Regions from separate parts of the Homo sapiens genome. Here region 2 is linked to region 1. A link is an interaction called in ENCODE POLR2A ChIA-PET data of the cell type or tissue named here. Cell type or tissue: OCI-LY7. All regions are shown on one strand. Links, peaks and the distances in the headings refer to the core of each region. The heading gives the core; the rest is flanking DNA. Region 1 overlaps SLX4 (SLX4 structure-specific endonuclease subunit). Region 2 has its middle 7.7 kb from the start of GLIS2.

Region 1 (5,366 bases), core at 56-5,055:
CCTCAGTAGGAAACAGGGAAGGGAACGAAGTCGCACAGAAGTTTTCTGTCATCAGGCCCCAGACACCACCGCCCCAGACACCGTCCTCATGCCTCACTCCCGTCTCTCCAGGAACTTCTGACGGCAGAAGGCAAGGCCACAGAAGCCCTTCCCGTCCCCACCCCGGGGGCCACCCGCACTCCTCTCCGCTGGCTCCACATCCCATCTCAGGGGACCGCGCCCACTTCAGCAGGCGGTTCCTGAAACACTCGCCGCCTGGGCCAAGCTTCCTGAACCAGACCCCAGCGGGTGAAGTGGTGGAAGTCGGAGACAGTGACGATGAGCAGGAGGTGGCCTCCCATCAGGCCAACAGAAGCCCCCCACTGGACAGTGACCCCCCAATTCCAATTGACGACTGCTGCTGGCACATGGAGCCCCTCTCGCCAATTCCCATTGACCACTGGAACCTGGAGCGGACCGGCCCCCTGAGCACCAGCAGCCCCAGCCGCAGGATGAACGAGGCCGCCGACAGCCGTGACTGTCGCTCCCCGGGACTCCTGGACACCACCCCCATCCGAGGAAGCTGCACTACCCAGAGGAAATTGCAAGAGAAGTCCTCGGGCGCGGGCTCCCTGGGGAATAGCAGGCCGAGCTTTCTGAATTCGGCTCTGTGGGACGTTTGGGACGGGGAAGAGCAGAGGCCTCCAGAGACCCCTCCTCCGGCCCAGATGCCAAGCGCTGGTGGAGCTCAGAAGCCCGAAGGGTTAGAGACACCCAGTGAGTAGCCAGGAGAGCTGGGGAAGGGGACTGTCTTTGTTACTATTTTACACTAAGAGGGTGGGAAGATCAGTCATGAGACCCAGGGGCTGCCCTCTGAATGCCTGCTGACCTGAGGCATGACACTTCCGCTGCCTTCCAGACTCCCCTCCACAGTGGAGGAGAGCCGGGCTGGTTCTCATGCTACACTTCTCAGCCAGTAAGTCAGTGTTTCCCAAACTTGCCTGGCTCCAGTGCTCACCTGGGCATGTGTTAAAAATCCACATCTGTGGACCCTTCTCCAGAACACGGAGCCGGCACCTCCAAAGGCCACAACTCATTCAGCAAGTATCGGCATGCCTTAAGATTGGACCAGGGTGGTTCTCCAGAATGTTAACCGTAGATTGACTGCAGGACCCAGCAATTCCACTTTTACCTGTATATCCAAAAGAATTAAAAACAGGGACTCAGACATGCATGTTCATAGAAGCGCTGTTCACAATCGCCAAAAGCTGGAAGCAACCCAAATGCCCGTCAGGAGATGAACAGGGAAACCAAACGTGGTCCATCTAGACCACTAGAAAATGGAATAGTGTTCAGCCACAAAGAGGAGTGAGGCACTGCCACACGCTACCGCGTGGACGACCCAGAAAACATGCTGCCGGGTGAGAGAAGCCAGACATAGAAGGTCATGTACTGTCTGCACTCATGGATATGAAATGTCTAGAATAGGCAAATCCAGAGAAAATGCAGGTTAGTGGTTGGCCTGGGTTGGAGGGAGGGGGAATGGGGAGTGACTGCTTATGGGATACAGGGTGTCCTTTTGGGGTGGTGAAAATGTTTTGCAAATAGATAGAGGTGATGGTTGTACAACATTGTGAATACTTAATGCCACTGAATTATTCCCTTTACGATTTTTTTATGTGAATTTCACCTCAATTAAAAAAAGAATCAGGTGGGACAAGTGTGAGAGGCTGTTAGGCCTGTTCTTCCTGGTCCTCCCAGGTGCAGGGATGCCACCTCCCTGCTCATTTCAGTCCCCGGGGAGAGTCAGAGCCCCAGGTGTCGGCCCCCTCGGTGCTGCTGCTCCCATCCAGGCACCTCCGGGGAGGGCAAGGACAGGCCGGGCTGGGCTGAGCATGACTGGGAGAAAGGCCAGGCTGTGAGTGAGCACCTGCCTGCGGCCTGGGGGCCCATTTCCTCCCAAAATCCAGATGAATGAGGCCACTGATAGTGTCCTCGGCCCTCAGGGGCTTCAGAAACACCTGGAGAGCTTCTTATAGCACGCCCGTGGCCCAGCCTGCCCCAGAGCCTTGCTTCGGGAGGGTGACTAAGAATTTGCATTTCTAACCAGTTCCCAGGCAGTGCTGTGAGAACAGCTGCAGGAGGCTGCACAGCAGATCTGAGGTGGGCTTCAGGACGACGCTGCGGCCACAGGAAGAATCGTGCTTTTCTCAGGAGACAGAGCCTGCCGCTTTCATCGGGGGCTCAAAGGGCTCCATGGTCATAAAAGGCAGAAGAACCAAAGTCTGACTGTTTCCAATGTGTCACCAGGCTGGAGTGCAGTGGGGCTATCTCGGCTCACTGCAACCTCCACCTCTCGGGTTCAAGGGATTCTCCTGCCTCAGCCTCCCGAGTAGCTGGGATTACAGGCACCCAGCACCACGCCCAGCTAATTTTTGTATTTTTAGTAGAGTCGGGTTTCACCATGTTGATCAGGCTGGTCTTGAGCTGCTGACCTCAGGTGATCCGCCCACCTCGGCCTCCCAAAGTGCTGGGATTACAGGCGTGAGCCACCTCGCCCAGCCTATTATTTTTTAAAGTAACAGCTTTATTTAGATATAATTCACATACCATAATATCCACCCTTTTAAAATGGACAGTTCAGTGCTTCTCAGTACATTCACAGTGTTGTACAATTGTCCCCACTCTCTAATTCTAGAACATTTTCATCATCTCAAAAATCCTGTACCCATGAGCAGTCTCTCACCTTCCCCTTCCCCCAGCCCTGGCAACCAAGAACCTTTCTGTCTCTATGGATTTGCCTGTCCTGGACATTTCATATAAACAGAGCCATATATAACTAATATGTGGCCTTTTGTGTCTGTGTCTGGCTTCTTTCAGTTAGCATACAGTTTTCAAGATTCATACATGTTGTAGCATGGATCAGTATTTTATTCCTTTTTATTCTTTTTTTTTTTTTTTGAGACGGAGCCTCTCTCTGTTGCCCAGGCTAGAGTGCAGTGGCACGATCTCGGCTCACTGCAACCTCCACCTCCTGGGTCCAAGCGATTCTCCCGCCTCAGCCTCCCGAGTAGCTGGGATTACAAGCGCCCATCGCCATGCCATGCCCGGCTAATTTTTTTGTATTTTTAGTACAGATGGGGTTTCACCATGTTGGCCAAGCTGGTCTCGAACTCCTAACCTCAAGTGATCCACCCACTTTGGTCTCCCACAGTGCTGGGATTACAAGCCTGAGCCACTGTGCCTGGCCTGTTTTTGAGTCAGGGGTCTTGCTCTGTCACCCAGGCTGAAGTGCAGTGGCGCAATTACAGCTCATTGTAGCCTCGACCTCCCAGGCTCAAGTGATCCTCCCACCTCAACCTCCTGAGTAGCTGGGACTACAGGCAGCTGCCACCATGCCCAGCTAATTTTTTTTTTTTAGTAGAGACTGGGTCTTGCTATGTTGCCCTGGCTTTGGGCATACATTCCTTTGTATGTCTAATACCCCACTGATGGTATGCCACATTTTGCTTATCCATTCATCTACTAGTGGACACACGGGTTGTTTTTAATTTGTGGTTATTAATAATGCCACTTAGGAATATTGATGTGCAAGTTTTCGTGTAGACATGTTTTCCTTCTTCTTGGTTCTGTACTTAGGAGTGGAATTGCTGGGTCATATGGCAACTGTGTTTAGCATTGTGAGGAACTGCGAGACTGTTTTCCAAAGTGACTGCACCATTTTAAATCTCCACCAACACTTGTTATTCTGTTTTTGTTGTTGTTGTTATTGTTTTGAGACAAGGTCTTGCTCTGTCGCCCAGGCTGGAGTGCAGTGGCGTGTTCATGGCTTGCTGCAGCCTCAACCTTCCTGGCTCAGGTGATCCTCCCACCTCAGCCTCCCGAGTAGCTGGAACCAGCCACAAACAGCTGCCCACATTGGTGACTTGGGCCACCACACCCTGCTAACTTTTTTTGTATTTTTTTTTTTTTTTTTTTGTAGAGATAGGGTTCTGCCATTTTGCCCAAACCCTCTGTGTTTTTTGTTATGGCCATCCTAGTGGGCGTGCAGTGGTATCTCACTGTGGTTTTGACTTGCATTTCCCTGATGACTAATGATGTCGGGCACCTTTTCATGTGCTTATTGGCCATTTGTAGATCTTCTCTGGAGAAATGTCTGTTCACATCCTTTGCCCTTTTTTTTTTTTTTTTTTGAGACAGAGTCTTGCTCTGTCGCCCAGGCTGGAGTGCAGTGGTGTGATCTCGGCTCACTGCAAGCTCCGCCTCCCAGGTTCACGCCATTCTCCTGCCTCAGCCTCCCAAGCAGCTGGGACTACAGGCGCCCGCCACCACGCCCAGCTAATTTTTTGTATTTTTAATAGAGACGGGGTTTCACCGTGTTAGCCAGGATGGTCTCGATCTCCTGACCTCGTGATCCGCCCACCTCGGCCTCCCAAAGTGCTGGGATTACAGGCGTGAGCCACCGCGCCCGGCCCCTTTGCCCATTTTTTAACTGGGTTTTTTTAAATTGATGAATTATTTTTAAAAAGCAAAACTGATGTCTAAGCCTGTTTGAAGAGTATCAGTGTGGCCCATTGTCTCAAGTTGTCACTGTGGGTCAGATATTTTTAAGTTTACATGCATAAGTTTTAGTCACGTGCCGGGCTGTTGGGTTCAGTGGCCCCAGGAGCTCTGTTCACCCGGCACCCGTGTTATACAAGGTGTGGTCCTCAGTGCGTGTCACCGATGCTATCATTGGGAAGCCCCTGCTCCAGACAGGGAAGGGGTGACCACTGTTGCTTTCATGGAGCAAAACGATGCTTGGGTTATCTTCAAGTGCATTATTCCTCTTGGTCACGCTACTGGGATCAGATGTGGGAAATCCGTGTCCCTCATGCTAAAACGTGTGCTTCTTTTGTTTTACCCAGAAGGTGCTAATCGGAAGAAGAACTTGCCCCCCAAAGTGCCCATAACGCCGATGCCACAGTATTCCATTATGGAGACGCCGGTGCTGAAGAAGGAACTGGATAGGTTGGCGGTCTTCAAAGCTTGTTGCCCACAGTGGTCTTTTCCCTCCCATAAGTAACTGGGTTTCACACACCTGGGGGCGGAAGGGCCCCCCGTGTGGTCTCTGGGTCTGGTGGATGCAGCTGGCCTGGGCTTGGGAAGAAAGGTCTGCAGTCAGCTCCTTAGGGAGCATGTGTGACTGCTGGGTGCCGGGGTGAGCCTCCCAGTTCTCTCTGCGTACCATTCCCCAGGGAGGCAACACACAGGATTCGTGCATGTCACCCCTGGGCAGCAGGTCCCCATATTCCATGTAGATGGAAATGGCCCCCTAGCCAGAGCAGTCTGAGTGAGGAGGTCTGATTTTTTTTTTGAAAGACAGAGTCTTGCTCTGTCGCCCAGGC
Region 2 (5,366 bases), core at 318-5,317, 720 kb before region 1:
ATTGCCCGAGCTGGAGTGCAGTGGTGCGATCACGGCTCACTGCTGCCTTGACATCCCAGACTCAGGTGATCCTCCTACCTCAGCCTCCCAAGGAGCTGGGACTACAGGCATGTGCCACCACACTCAGCTAATTTTCATATTTTCTGTAGAGACAGGGGTCTCACTATGTTACCCAAGCTAGTTTCGAACTTCTGGGATCAAGCAATCCTCCTGTCTTAGCCTCATAACAGGCGTGAGCCACCATATGCAGCTGAGACCCTGTCTCTTTTTTTTTTCTGAGACGGAGTCTTGCTTGTCACCCAGGCTGGAGTGCAGTGGTACAACCTCTGTCTCCCAGGTTGAAGCTATTCTCCTCCCTCAGCCTCCTGAGTAGCTGGGATTACAGGCGTGTGCCACCACATCCGCCTAATTTTTGTATTTTTAATACGGATGGGGTTTTGCCATGTTGGCCATGCTGGTCTCTAACTCCCGACCTCAGGTGATCCACCCACCTCAGCCTCCCAAAGTGCTGGGATTACAGGCATGAGGCACCGCGCCTGGCCCTTAGACCCTATCTCTAAAAAACCAAAAAAAACAAAAAAACAAAAGAAGTAACCCTTGAGACCTACATTGTAGATGTAGGAGAGATGACAGGAATCAGAATGGATGAATGGTGGCAGATCCAGACCTCTGGCCCTTGACCTTGGCCAAGCCCTCTAACCTCTCTGAGCCTCGGTTTCCCCATCTATGAAATCGCAGTCCTCAGGGTACCTATTACCACTGGCCTCTGTGAGGCTCAGTGGGAAGTGCACAGAAAGGGCTTCCAGCAGCACGTGGCTGGGAGAAAGAGCCCGCAAATGGTAGCTATTATGAATGAAGCAGCCCACAGCGGGCAGAGCCCAGTCACAAGGCAGGAGTGATGGAGGGAGTGAGATCAGGATGACTTATCAACCCTGAGCCGGTGGCCTGGCGAGCCTCTCTCTCCATTGGCGCTGGCTGGCTGAGCCTACAGAGCTGGGGCTGTCTGCGGGTGGGGTGTTTATTCTAGGAAGCGGCCCTGGCTGCTTCTCATTCCCTGCCCCAGGGAGAAAGGAGGGCTTCAAGTCAGAACCGAAGCCATGCTGGGCCTGGCATGTACAACACAGCGCCACCTGCCCGCAGGGCCCAGAGCTGAAAATGCCCAGGAGGTGCAGCCCCAGGGGCCTGGCTGGGACTTGCAGATGTGAGACACTCCCAGGGTGACCCACCTGACTCCCCAAGAACCTGTCCTGCAAAGCCTAAAATGCTCAGCTTTTGGAAGTCTAGAGACTGGGTCCTGCATTCCAGGGCGGGGACGGGATGGGGCGCCTGGGCTAGGGGGGAGAGTTCTATCAGAGGTGGGGATGTCCCTGGTGGCAGCGCTGTCACCCTTGGGCTCCTTCATCAGAGGCTTGCTTCATGGAAGCCATGTGAGCTATGCAGTTGCACAGGGCTGGCCCTTAGAAGGGCCTGAGTGTGGCTGAATGTTCTGCTGTCACCGTCTTGAAATTCTTAATCATTTTAGAACATGGCCCGCGAATTTTCATTTTACATTACGCAGCCTGTCCTGCCTTCATGGTTTCGTTTCTCCTAGCATGTAGCTTCTCCCTCCCATCAGTGTGGCGCACAGACCCAACCTTCAGCCACATCCAGCAAGACAGGAGTGCCTTAGGTAAGCCTCATTTCCTGAAAGGCCGTGGGAGACATGCACCTGCCACCCCAACCCAGCAGGACCAACCTTTCTGGAAAACCTGAGGCCGGCTGTGTGACGTGGGTGAGTCACTCAACTGCTCTGAACTTCTCGGTATCATAATATTGCACAGATCCTTGGGAAGTTTAAAAGAGGTAGTTTTGGGCTGGGCCTGGTGGCTCATCCCTGTAATCACAGCACTTTGGGAGGCCAAGGCAGGTGGATCTCTTGGGGTCAGGAGTTCAAGACCAGCCTGGTCAACATAGTGAGACACGGTGTCTACTGAAAATACAAAAATTAGCTGGACATGGTGGCACACGCCTGTAATCCCAGCTACTCAGGAGGCTGAGGCACGAGAATCGCTTGAAACCAGGAGGCAGAGGTTGCAGTGAGCTGAGATTGCACCACTGCACTCCAGCCTGGGTGACAGAGCGAGACGCCATCGCAAAATAAATAAATAAAAAGTAAAAAAGGTAGTTTTGGTTGGGCACAGTAGCTCACGCCTGTAGTTCCAGCACTTTGGGAGGCCGAGGCAGGAGGATTGCTTGAGCCCAGGAGTTCGAGAACAGCCTGGGCAACATACTAAGACCCTGCCCCATCTCTACAAAAAATTAAAAAATTAGCTAGTTGTGGTGGTGCATGACTGTAGTCACAGCTACTTGGACAGCTGAGGCGGGAAGATTGCTTGAACCCAGGAGGTGGAGGCTGCAGTGAGCCGATTGTGCCACTGAACTCCAGCCTGGGGGACGGAGTGAGACCCAGTCTCAAAAAAAAAAAAAAAAAAAAAAAGGCCGGTCACAGTGGCTCAGGCCTGTAATCCCAGCACTTTGGGAGGCTGAGGTGGGCGAATCGCTTGAACCCGGGAGGCAGAGGTTGCGATGAGCCCAGATCACGCCATTGCACTCCAGCCTGGGCAACAGAGCGAGATTCCAACTCAAAAAAAAAAAAAAATTTAAGATTATTGCAGGGCTGGGTGCGCCGTCTGACGCCTGTAATCCCAGCACTTTGGGAGGCCGAGGCGGGCAGATCACGAAGTCAGGAGTTCAAAACCAGCCTGGCCACCATGGTGAAACCACATCTCTACTAAAAATACAAAAATTAGCCAGGCGTGTTGGCGCGCACCTGCAATCCCAGCTACTCGGGAGGCTGAAGGAGGAGAATCGCTTGAACCTGAGAGGCGGAGCTTGCAGTGAGCCGAGATCGCGCCATTGCACTCCAGCTCTGGGCGACAGAAGACTGTCTGACGGGGTAGGGGAAAGATTGTTGAAGGCGCTAACTTGGAGGGAGAGGAGTCCGCCCGGGATCCCTAAGGACCTGCCCCGGGGAGGAGGAGCCGTCCCTCCCTTGGCCCCTCCCCTCCTGCCTTCCGAGGGAGGAGACCCCCCCAGGGCAGGAACGAGGGGGCGGAGAAGCGCGAGCGACACATTTTTGAGTCGTGACCAAGTGGAAACTCCCTCCCCGAGGCGGAAGCTGGGGGCGCCCCACTGGGGCCCAAGCCTCCGCCGGGGCGGGATTCCAAGCCAGGGGCGGGGCGCCGCCGGTGACCCGGGCCCCGCCTCTCGCCCGCCTCATGAATATGAACAAGCCGGCTGGTGAGCGGAAGTGCGAGGCGGCCCCAGGCTGGCTGGCTCTGCCGCTGAGAGGGGGGCGCGAGTCCGGGGGGCGTGGCCTGGCTCGGACGCCCCGCCCCTACCCCCACGCGGGGCCTCCTTCCGGCCGGCGCGCCCCGGACGTGACCTCGCGGGCGCGCGCCGGGAGCCGCCAGACTGGGCGCCGACAGCATCCTCCGGGGGTAGGCGCCCACAGTCATTCTTTCCATCGCTGCGGACACGGGAGTCAGAAGTGAAACAGTCCTGTCCTCGTGGGGCTTACGTTCCAGGCGCAAGAGCCACAGGTAGTCGAATTGGGAAACCGCCTCGGATGTCACATAAGCGCCCAGGGAGGACAGGGCAGGACAGGGCCTCCCTGGGGAGGTGACTTGAGTCAAGACTCAAAAGAGGGAAGCGAGGGAACAAGCCATGCGAGGAACTAACGAAGGAACATTCCAGAAAGATTTCACATCCCAAGCCTAAGGTCCAGGGGCAGCAGGCATTGAGGCGGATGTGGCTGGAGTGGAGAGAAAGAGGAATTAAAAGGATGGAGTAATGACAATAATGGCTCACATTTTTTAGCAAGAGGTGGGTTCACTACCTATCTGTCGTTATCTGGGGGGAAATTAGGCTCTGGGAGGTCAAATAACTTGCCCAAGGTCACACAGCTTGTAAGTGGCCAGACCAGCATTGGAACCCAAGGGGACGGATGTCTGAAACACACCCAGGAGTCCCAAGGTGGGATGACCTTGACCAAGACAGGCCCTTTACCCCTTGCCTCAGTTTCATCCCAAAGAGCTGCCCAAACACAGCTTAAAATCAGGGCACAGAGCAAGGGTGTAGCTGAGTGTGCGTAACATCTGTTCTCCTGGGAGATGCTTTTGTTGTCTGGGAAGCACTTGTCACCTCTCCAGGCTCTGGAGCAGGTACAAGTGGCTTCGGGGAGAAAGGGTGGGAGCCGGGAAGAGGCTGCTTCTGGTGGCAGGAGGAGAGAGGGAGTGGGTGAGGGGCCCCGGGCTGGCTGAGTGCTCTGGAGCATGACAAAGGCAGTGTCAGCCAGGCAGCTGTGTCCGCCACTAGCAACCGCGCAGGCAGCATCCCCCGCCATCCCTCTGAGCCTGGAGAGATTGAAACACACACAGTCAGCGTGCCTGCTGCCCAGGTGAGGTGCAGAAGGCCTGGGGGTTGCCAGTCTGGGCTCTGCCGCGAGAAAGTGGCTTTTCTGCAGCCGGAAGCGGGGAGGAAGTGTTTTCACCCTTCTACAAAGCTCTGTCTCTGCCTCTGGATCCACGGTGCTGCAGGCCTGAGGGCTCTCATGGGTACGGGCCTGGTGAGTAATCTAGAATTTGCCCCTTCCCCAGCCTGGTGCAGCCTCTAGTCTCGGCCTTCACGCTCTGCTGTAAAATGAGGCTGGGTCAGGAGTGGGACCCATCCTCCGTGTTTGAGGAGCTGGGCTATTACATGAGCCCCTACCTGAGGTCGCCAGCGAGTCAGAGGTCCTGGTGGGACCAGACCAAAATGGAACCTACTATCGGGCCCATTTTGAGAGGGAGACAGAGAGAAGTTAAAAGTACATGCACACACAGCTCTAAAGTAGCAGAGATGGCATTCAAGTCCAAAGCCTTTGACTCCAGGACGGGCACAGTGGCTCACACTTGTAATTTCAGCACTTTGGGAGGCCGAGGTGGGAGGATCTCCTAAGCCCAGGAGTTCAAGACCAGCATGGGCAACATGGTAAGACCCTATCTCTATTAGCGGGGCGTGATGGCACATGGCTGTAGTCCCAGCTACTCTGGAGGCTGAAGCAAGAGAATCGCTTGAACTTGGAAGGCAGATGTTGCAGTGAGCTGACAGAGCAAGATTCCATCTCAAAACGAACAATCAAACACTAGTCTTGCCCGGCGAGGTGGCTCAGGCCTGTAATGACCAGCCTGGCCAACATGGTGAAACCCCTTCTCTACTAAAAATACAAAAATTTGCTGGGCATGATGGCAGGCGCCTGTAATTCCAGCTACTTGGGAGGCTGAGGCAGGAGAATCCCTTGAACCTGGTAGGTAGAAGTTGCAGTGAGCCGAGACCGTGCTATTGCA

The links. Peaks named below come from ENCODE experiments on the same cell type or tissue, not always from the same donor. Only the 100,000 strongest peaks of a DNase experiment are listed, where the experiment ranks them.
Region 2: POLR2A ChIA-PET joins it to region 1 with 13 read pairs; 2 of 35 experiments call an interaction of 5 or more read pairs at or near these places.

What each region holds. Positions count from the first base shown.
Region 1 is chr16:3,584,392-3,589,757 of GRCh38, reverse strand. It overlaps SLX4 (SLX4 structure-specific endonuclease subunit), which reads left to right. Exons shown (of 15, transcript NM_032444.4): 12 at 1-756; 13 at 4,887-4,989. Among named protein-coding and RNA genes, the nearest start is that of NLRC3, 9.7 kb to the right of the region's middle. RefSeq lists enhancers at 1-261, 2,281-2,350. In OCI-LY7, for the core only: no CTCF peak of the experiment used is centred there; a DNase peak (open chromatin) is centred at 1,997; H3K4me3 peaks cover 2,543 bases; H3K27ac peaks cover 3,718 bases.
Region 2 is chr16:4,305,672-4,311,037 of GRCh38, reverse strand. No RefSeq gene overlaps it. Among named protein-coding and RNA genes, the nearest start is that of GLIS2, 7.7 kb to the left of the region's middle. RefSeq lists an enhancer at 5,215-5,366. In OCI-LY7, for the core only: CTCF peaks have their summits at 907 and 1,130; DNase peaks (open chromatin) are centred at 1,157, 3,257, 3,987 and 4,397; H3K4me3 peaks cover 3,052 bases; H3K27ac peaks cover 4,186 bases.